2 separate regions of the Homo sapiens genome follow, and region 1 is linked to region 2. A link is a loop called in an ENCODE intact Hi-C map of the cell type or tissue named here. Cell type or tissue: prostate gland. All regions are shown on one strand. Each heading gives the region's core, and the rest is flanking DNA. Links, peaks and the distances in the headings are about the cores only. Region 1 has its middle 370 kb from the start of EPHA4. Region 2 overlaps EPHA4 (EPH receptor A4).

The links. Hi-C counts contacts between places; a loop is a spot of excess contacts. Peaks named below come from ENCODE experiments on the same cell type or tissue, not always from the same donor. Only the 100,000 strongest peaks of a DNase experiment are listed, where the experiment ranks them.
Region 1: it touches region 2 in a loop (3-fold over the local background); 1 of 110 quality-filtered maps calls a loop at or near these places.

Annotation. Positions count from the first base shown.
Region 1 is chr2:221,200,646-221,208,164 of GRCh38, reverse strand. No RefSeq gene overlaps it. Among named protein-coding and RNA genes, the nearest start is that of EPHA4, 370 kb to the left of the region's middle. In prostate gland, for the core only: no CTCF peak of the experiment used is centred there; no DNase peak of the experiment used is centred there.
Region 2 is chr2:221,429,191-221,431,690 of GRCh38, reverse strand. It overlaps EPHA4 (EPH receptor A4), which reads left to right. Exons shown (of 18, transcript NM_004438.5): 15 at 1,540-1,733. Among named protein-coding and RNA genes, the nearest start is that of EPHA4, 140 kb to the left of the region's middle. In prostate gland, for the core only: no CTCF peak of the experiment used is centred there; a DNase peak (open chromatin) is centred at 1,420.

The DNA of each region.
Region 1 (7,519 bases), core at 1,968-4,467, 230 kb after region 2:
GAGAGGTATGGGAGGTAACCAGTTAGGAGACTCTTGTAAAAGGACCTGTACTAGGGCAGGGCCATGAGGTTCAAAGAAAGGAGAGAAGCATCAAGTACTTCAGAGAGTTTGGGAACCTCCTGGATCTGGAAGATGAAGAGGAGCGCTGTTTCCTAGAAACACAGGCTAAAACAGCTTTGTCATGTTTTCATGTGAGGGATATTTGATTCTCTGCTAACAGAGGCAAAGCAATTTGTTACTCATGATGTTCAAGTTTCTACCTAATCTGTCATTGACCGGTCTAGAACAAGGCCAGGTTCCTTAAACACCCTGTGAAGCTGAGTGAGAATATATATTTGAGGTTTGTGTGCCATTACTTACCCCTGGTGAATTTCAGAAGTCACTCTGCCAGCATTCTTAAGCAATCCTACACTTGACCTCTATGTCCCTATTCAGGCTGCCATTTGTCTCCTGAGCTATCCATCTTGAAGCCCAATTTTAGAGAAATATCATGTTTTATTCTCTAAAGGCAGTGCTGTCTAATAGAACTTTCTGTGATGAAGACAATGTTCAATATCTGTGCTGCCCAATAATGTAGCCACTAGCCCCACGTGGCTAGGGAGCACTTGAAAGGTGCCTAGCGAAACTAAGGAGTTGATTTTTAATTTAATTTAAATTTACATTAAGTAGCCCCATGTGACAAGTGGCTGTCGCATTGCGTGGTACAACTCTAGATCCTGATATCCAATATCCTACTCAAACCGTGGGAACCTAAGAATTTTGGTTTGGGATGAGGAGATTACATATTTTTTATTGCTTCTTCTTTTTTTTTTTTTTTTTTTTTTGACAGAGTCTCACTCTGTCATCCAGGTTGGAGTTCAGTGGTACGATCTCAGCTCACTGCAACCTCCACTTCCTGGGCTCAAACAGTACTCCCACCTCAGCCTCCTGAGTGGCTGGGACTACGGGCATTCACAACCATGCTTGGCTAATGTTTCTATTTCATGCAGAGACAGGGTTTCACCATGTTACCCAGGCTGGTCTTGAACTCCTGAGCTCAAGAGATCTGCCCGCTTCAGCCTCCCAAATTGCTGGGATTACAGGTGTGACCCATCACACCCAGCCTTCACATTTTTCTAGTCCACATGAATCTGTGGATGTGTCAGGCACTAGCATCTGGCCCTGCTATCGTTATTATATGAGTTCCTTCCAGGAATCATGCTGGCAGGCTGGATTAATTAACACTGTACAAGTAAAGAAGCTGGAAGTAACTAATTACATGAATTTGAGTAGTAGTTCAGATTAATTTTTTTTAAATTACATCATAAAACTTTGATGTTTAGCAAGTTTACCAGTAGAAGAAATCTAGATTCAATGCTCTTCGCCTTATGCGCTGGATTCATGTTTGAGTCGCATCTATTTAGATGGACCTTCTTGACTCTTCATGGCTATTGATGCAATTTTATTGTCTGGCAATGATTTTGACTCCTCATCTTCTGGACAAGCATGGAATAAGCTTAAACTCACTGGCTCTATGTAGACCTTTCCAGCTATCACACAAAAACTTACCTACCTGAAGTGGCAGTCTCTTGAAATCTTGTCATATGTTTGGCTACTTTTTAATTTTACTTGTGCTAAGATGTTAATAGGTAACCATTGTTTCATCACTGTCAGATAGTATATTAGTATTCTAGAGCAATAGCCTTTAGTGTCTGGAGCCAAAGAAGAGACTAATAGGAAGAGTTCTAGTTTTCTCTGATTGGCAACTGAGCTGTGTAAAAGCAGAGGGCAATATGAGAAAATTCAACTCATTAAATATTTAGAATATGACAATGACATGGAAAACTTTGAGGTAGAGAAAAATGACTCCTCTTTTTTGTGCCAAGTAAGTCACAGGGCAAGTCCTCTCCTATCGTAAAGTTAAGTCTAATAATATCTGCAATTCATTGGACCTTTTAAGAACTTCAAAGTATGGAGTAATTAAATCCTGGTGTTTTGATTGAATATATATTTTTTAAATTCTAAACTATTCAAGCAAAGAGGTAGGGACATTTGCTAACTTTATGGTTTGTGTACCCACACACATCCACACATATATGTATATATAAAAACATATGCATGGCTGGGCATGGTGGCTCATGCCTATAATCCCAGCAGTTTGGGAGGCTGAGGTGGGCTGATTACTTAAAGTTAGGAGTGGGAGACCAGACTGGCCAACATAGCGAGATCTAATCTCTACTAAAAACACAAAAATTAGCCGGGCATTGTGGAGCATGCCTGGGTGACAGAGCGAGACTCTGTTTAAAAAAAAAAAAAACATATGCATGTATCTATGTGTGGATGGGTATGTGTGTGTGTGTGTGTGTGTGTGTGTGTGTGTGTGTATTTTCCCCCACCCCAATAGCAGGTAACTATAGGGAGTGTATTGTTCCCTTTGCTGAGAGTTCATGAGTTTTACCATTTGCTGGTTGTGCAACCTTGGGGCAAATCTCAATCTCTGTCAGCTTCAATTTTCTTACTTATAAACTAGGAGTAATGATACTTCTGAGGATTATCAAGAAAATTAAATGTTAGTAATACATGAGAAAACAGTAAAATAGGAAGCCATTTAAGGTCAACAGATTTGATGGGGGGTGAGGTGAGAATTGCTCTTTCTCCAACATGATTATGAGGGCTTGAGCTGATGTCTGATTTGACAAATGCACTAAGAAGCATATGGATACATTTTCCTGACAGATGGCTGATAAATTTTACGCTGCACATGCATGACTTTCTATGGAGTTGCTTTAGCTCAAAGAGCCTCTTTCAGGAATCTTTATGGGGCTAAACTACGTTAGGTGAACCTCAGCAAACAAAGAGCCTGAGGCTTGAACCTAATGCAAACAGTTGCACGGACGTTCAGTATGCTGAGTGTAAATAACATCTTGAATGCCACCAAATGTCAATACCGATGCTTGATGGTATGGCATAAATTCAGCTTTAATTGAGCAGAGCTAAATCCAACCAAATGGACCTGTTTATATCCTCAAATACTGAAATGAAGCCTAAATAATGAAGATTTTATGCTTTGTGTTTGGGATGTCCCCATATATGAAATATATATATATATATATGTATATATGAAGAGAAGTATATATATATATATACTTCCTTAGTCTGACAGTTCTTATCGACTTGAGAACAAAGTCTTAAGTAAACAGCCATCCTCAGATACCAGCTGTTCCAAGGGCTACTCTACCGCACAGGGGAAGGGTGATTTATGCACAAGGAGAAATTGTTTATATTATGTGGCAGTGTGTCCCTGCTCCATAAAAAATTAGTAACCAAATCCATCTATAACAACCTTAAAAAATAACATGGGTTCACAGGAGGTTCAGTTGCTGGGTGCTAGCACATTTATGGCTTCAAATAGATAATCCAGGGGATTTAAACAGACTGCTGAAAATGACTATTATAAGGTGTTCCTGGAGTAAAGTGCTGGAGTTGAGCACTTTAAACAACTGTTTTCAGGCACAAAATCAAATACACTCTGCCTGTTGATTTCTAGCCAGGTGTCTGATATTAAATTATATATATATATGAAATATATATATATTTATATATAAAATATATAAAATCTGAAAGAATATTGCAGCTGATGAACAATAAAGATTTTCATTGTAAAATGGAGATGTTGGGAGATAGGAGGTTGCTGTTCTATTTTTTTTTTTATTTCAGGAGATGAATTGCAATCTCTTTGCCACAAAATCCAAATCTAGTCATTAAAACTCTGATTTTCAAAAGAAGCTCTTGCATGCATATATGCATATGGCTTAGATAGAGCTGAAATTCTTGATTTTCCACTCAGGTTCTTTCTCCCTTGTTCTGTAATGGATCAAGGTGAGAAGAGTTGTTTATGATCTTTATAAGTGGTACCATGTAAGCATGGATTTACTATCATGCTGCACTTAACTGCCTCTTCTGTAGGCTAAATAGCCTAGTTCTACAAACCTTCCCCTAAGTGTAGATCATTTTCAACTGTTTAATAGCTATCTTTGTTGCTTTCCACTGAAGGATTTCCAAATTATTTCCACCCTTCTAACGTTTTCATCATCAGTAACATTGCATCTGTGAAGTAAATGTTCTGCTGGGCACTGTGCCAGATTTGATTGCGAATGTCTTCTACCTGTTCCACAAGCTTTAGGGCCATGTTACAAACAACACAAATGAGATCAATACATTTAATAACACATTGACAATGCATGGCCTTTGATTCAGGCAGAGAGAAAGACATAGGCATTGCCTGGGTCTTTTTATCTTGTTTTACCTATTTCCATTAATGATTTTGCTCATTCATCAAGGCTCTTTTGTTAGTTATTATTTGGAGGGTTGTCACTGAGTTTTAAATTCAGTCTAAAGATATATTTGAAATCCACTCAGTTTCAGCCATATGGGTTGGAAGAGAAGACTTTGAACTATCATCAGGACTATATGAGGGTCATTATCCAAGAATTAGGAACCAGAACACCAATGGAAGGGGGAGTGGACACTTGTGCAGCTGTATCCTGGGTTTTAGTGGACACTCCAGGGCCATATATAAGTCAGGAAGATGATGTGAAAACCAGAAGATCCAGGTATTGGAAAAGGTGGTATAAAAACCAACTAACCACTAACAACATTAATAACAACAACAAAACAAAAATAGAGGTAATTATAGATTAATCAGACAGAACACCTCTCAAGGCAGCTGTTGAGTAACAGCTCTTCCCTATCCTGGGTTTCCTTTTGCGGGTGGCACTGGCTCTCTGGTGAGGTCAGTTCAGGGACCAGGTGCAGGCTGATCTAAGGCTTGCACCTGCATTCATTATGAGGAAGTAAAGAAATAACCCTGAGGGGAAGAACTCTCAGTTCAGAGATGTGAAAACCTGGTTTTAAATAATGAATATTCATTATTAAACCAATAACCTGATTTGGTAGACTTCCCCATCCTCATACAGTGACCTCCAGGAAGTTTAAGCCACATTTACACATCAGTGATCGCATTGAGGGAGAACTCCTCAGCCTGTACATCTGTACTTTCTTTGTTTTCACTCATCTTTATACTCATATGTACATTTTCTCTAGTTCTGGTTTTGCATCCTTATTTATATTTTCCCATATTGATAGCAGGGGTTCTTGTGCTTCACATTATTTACAAAAGAAGACAGGGAACAAATAAGTAAATGTCTGCATCCATAAAGCAAAAGCATTGAGTGGATCGTAAAGCCTTGCTGCTTTGTGTATTCTACCTGTTGTGATATTTACTTCCCAATATCTGTCTAGGTGGGCAAAATTCACAATCTACATAAGAATGAAATGAACTTGTTCTCTTGAAATTTTCTTACTTCCCTAAGCATGAAATAGAAGTACACCTTGTTTTCCTTCAGTGAAAACTCAAGTGTAGTCTGGTTGCCGTCTCTTTGAACAGGCAAGAATAACATGTGTTTTGGATCAGATGCCTCTCATGTGCATTCTTGAGGATCCTTGGTAACCTTAAGGAACAGAAGCAGTTTTAAACTTAGGCTCATAAACTGAGAGTCACACTGTCATGTGGTAGGCATGGTTCCTTGTGATCAAGGACTTTGATAGGTAGCTCTATACTAATTCTGTTCTGCAGTACCGCTAATACGTAAGTAGGATCTGAAATTGAACCCTAGACGCATTCTGATGATGCATTGAAACTGTCTTTTTAAGTCTCCGGAAAATTTTATTTTCCCGTGTTGGATGGGGAATAGTCACAAAGAGATACAATTTGAGTCTTCTGCGGCTATGCCATTCAACATTTTAATCCAAACATCCCTTTTTCCTTATCCTCCCAGAGAAAGCATTCTTTTGGAGAGTAATGAACGAAATGAATAGTGGAGATGACATGAAATATCTTCTTAGAAAATTATCCTTATTCTTCTGTTGAGAGTCCAGGATTTGCAGTTCAAAGACATGGGTTCTAGTCCTGGTTCCCACTATTATGTACTCTGTGATTTTATACAAGACATTGAAATTCTTTGAGCTTAATTTTCCTCATCTGTAAAATGGCAATAATGATTCCCTTTTGGCCTGGTGAGGAGCTGTTGAGATAATTTATACAAAGGTTAATGATCTAATCTTCTATGCACCTAAGCCATGGACTCCCATGCTCATGCCTTTGACCTCGTAAGACCTCCTGTCCACCAAATCTATCACCATCTCACTCTCAGTTATTCTATTTTGTGTTTTCATTTGCTTTAAAAAAAAAACACACACAAACAGATAAGACTCTATTGTCTGTAATTACAACACTTTCTTGCAAATATAACTCCTTTGCCAGGCCAGGCATGATGGCTCACGCCTATAATCCTGGCACTTTGGGAGGCCAAGGTGGGTGGATTATTTGAGGTCAGGAGTTGGAGATCAGTCTGGCCAACATGGTGAAATGCCATCTCTATTAAAAATACAAAAATTAGCCAGGGCTGGTGGTGTGTGCCTGTAATCTCAGCTACTTGGGAGGCTGAGGCAGGAGAATCACTTGAACCCGGTAGGTGGAGGTTGCAGTGGGCTGAGATTGCATCACTGCACTCCAGCCTGGGTGACAGTGTAAGCGAGACTCTGTCTCTAAATCAATCAATCAATCAATCAATCAATAAATAAATAAATTAATAAATAAATAAATAAACTCCTTTGCCTTTCTGTCTCTCCTGACAGTGTTGTTCACGGAAGTTCCTGCTCTGGTTAATATACTCTTCTGTACTTTAGGCTTGTATCTGAGTCAAATGTTCCTAAAGAAAAATACACATGCTTGCTGAATGTTTTTACTTTAAATTTCTGGCCACAGATCTCAGATGGGCATTCCACCCCATCTCCTGTTCCCTGCTCTACCTGCTGATGACCTTGCTTCATTTTTCTTTGAGAGAACAGAAGCATCAGTCAGGAGGCCTCTCATCCACTCACCTTCAGCATTCTCAATTTTCTCACATTCTGTATTTTGTAAACAGTACAGGGATCTATGAATATTAATTATTATTTTGGTTTCATAATTCTTGGTTGGATATATCTAATGCATTTGGAATACTTTCTAAAAACCCTTCTCAAATTTGACCTCATTAAACTGTTGTACAGAAAAGGGACTATATTAATCACAGTGCAGTATTGTGAAATTTGTCTTTATTAAAATGTGTACTAGAAGCATATGGGTCACAAAAGGAGCTGCTTAAGTCTGACCAAGGTAATGAGCAATTTGACCTTTTTGCCATTGATTATTTTTGGAATATTTATATTTGGAGGAGGGATAAAGAACATTCAAATTTAAGTATTATTCACTAGGTTTGAGAGCTGAGTATAGGTGATACATAATTGCCTATGTTACGTTCTACTTTACTTTCAAGAAACCCACAATGACCTGTGATTGTGTTGTTAAAAACTCAGGTTCCAAATAAAAAAAATGTTCCTTTTCCCCTTTGCACCTTGTCACTTGCAAATCAATGAGAGCCCTATTTGCTCACCCAAGGTTAAGCCATTCAAACCATTCAGCTGAGAAGGGCATCCTCAA
Region 2 (2,500 bases), core at 1-2,500:
TCCTCAATTCAGTGCAAAATGTTCTCATCAAGTCTAGAGTCAACACGATGCACCTGGGAAGATAAAAGAAACCCAGGTGATCAAACTGACGTAGTGTAATTGCTAGAAACAAATAGAATAAGGTTCAATAAGACAGCATAGAGAAGTCTGCTTTACAAAGAAAAGTAGGTGATACTGATACATGATATTGGCAAAATACATAGGAGAAAAAGGATCAGAGGGCTTAATAAATCACAAGATGATTTGTTAAACTGAAACGGTGCTCTTATTAAAAAGATCACAGTCATACTAATCCATGGACCCTGGACCCAACAGACTCTTTTCTTTCGAAGGCCAATTTCTGAGCAGTCAATAGACCCACCACAGGGTGAGTCCAGTGAAGTCATTGGGATGGCTCAACCACTGCTTATTTCTCTGGCAGCTATCATGTTGATAGAAAGAAAAATAAATGGAGTGATTTAAAGCAAATAAAACTTTTAGACTCCCAAACAAATAAAAGCACCTCCAGAATCTCAGAGGATATCCATAAACAAAGGTAATGAGTAGCCAAAAAACTGTGAAGTAGTTCTCCTCTATAAATTTGGCATGTCCTACCATATTATTTTCTTGGAATTTATACCCCAAAGCAGGGGGAGGATGTTAGAGAAAAGGCTATAAGAAAATAATTTAATGCCTGTGAAGACAGATTAGAAAAATTAGAATTAGCAAAGAGACTGTTGAATGAGTTATTTATGACTTACTAGGCAAGGAGACCACTCTGGGCACTCTGGATGGTCTTGGCCAATAAGACAATTATCATGTACCATTATAACTTCCTTCTTTAGATGTGCGAGGGTCTCCTTTAAAATGTAAATGCCCCAAAAGAAGGAATTTTTTTAATTGTTTTTTACTTTTTTAAAAAAAATCTACTTACTAACACCTTTAACAGGGTCGACTGACAGCCAACTGAGACCAAGAAAGAAATTCAGAGTTGGTGTCTAGGGGTAGAGTAATCCAAAAGAAAAAATGGCTGGGCGTCTGGACTTGGACTCTGGTGTTGACACACTGGCTGTCTATGTAAGAGGACAGGGCCTTAAAAGGAGGCAAAGAAAATTCCATTTTGGAGACAGCTATTAATTGCTTCCCAAGGGAGGTCTTTGGCACTAAGTCAGAGTCTCTTTTGCGAAGAGTGTTTAGGTGTGCTAATAGCAGAATGGAGCGGGGCAGGGGACTGGAGGCAGGGGGCAGGGGGCAGGGCCACATGATCTCTGAGGGCCGTCACCAAAACTGACACCACATTGTGGATTTGACTGGGCTCTAGCCACTTGAGAACATTGATGCATCTTCCCTTTAGAGTACACCTCAGTGCAACAGCTGGCTTCCCTCTCCTGTTGCCAGTGATACTCAGGTCTAGCTTTGGCTCATGTGAAGGAGTTGGAGCTGTTCCCAGGCTCCAGCTTGCTGGCAGCTTCATGCACAAGAAACATGCCAGTCGGAAGGGTGAACCTTGAACAGCAGCTTGCCTGGCAGCTTAACATACCATCCTGTTGTCTTCCATAGGTGATTAAAGCCATTGAGGAAGGCTATCGGTTACCCCCTCCAATGGACTGCCCCATTGCGCTCCACCAGCTGATGCTAGACTGCTGGCAGAAGGAGAGGAGCGACAGGCCTAAATTTGGGCAGATTGTCAACATGTTGGACAAACTCATCCGCAACCCCAACAGCTTGAAGAGGACAGGGACGGAGAGCTCCAGGTCAGCCATGCTTACTTAATAGTGATGTATGAAAGAACACATTAGAGGAGGCAGGCAAGTGGTGACTCACTTAAATTCCTGCCTTTTCATCAGAGGCCACTTCATGGCTCTCTGCAACCTGGGTGGCTTCTTTCTCAATTAGTAGAGTATTTCAGGTAGTTCTATTCAGCATTTTGAATAACTAATACCTGTCAGGCATCAAATAGTTATAAGGAAAAAACTTTAAAAAATAATAATAGTAGGAAAGAAATAACTGAAGTGCCTATTTTAGGATGCCAGGCCTGAAATTTAGGAAGAGGGGTGAAATGTACTTTTAGAAGACGTTCAGATCAGTAGGTGCTATATTTTGAAATGGGGCAGGAACACTGGAATAGTAAGAAATAAAGATTAGAAAACAGGTCTTTAAGCACGGCAATTTTAAGTTGATTTATAAAGTGTTAATTGTAAGAAAGAGATTCATTAGGTTTCAGTTCTTCTGGTTTCCCTTTTCTGAGTCTTTCAGAGTAGGAGGAAACAGGGCCAAGATAGGAAATGATTGAGTTATAAAGCATGCAGATGAATGTTTGGGAAGGATTTTAAAGACCAAAATGATTGGACCACCTGAAAGAGGTAGTTATTTTCTTGGAATGAGCAAAATGAAGAAGTATATCAGTCTGTAGAGAACATAAAGATACTATAAGTCCTACAAGTTCAGTGAGAACTTTCTACATGGAGAATGGACTTTACTGGTATAAGACTCAGGATACCTACATATCAGTAGTCTCATC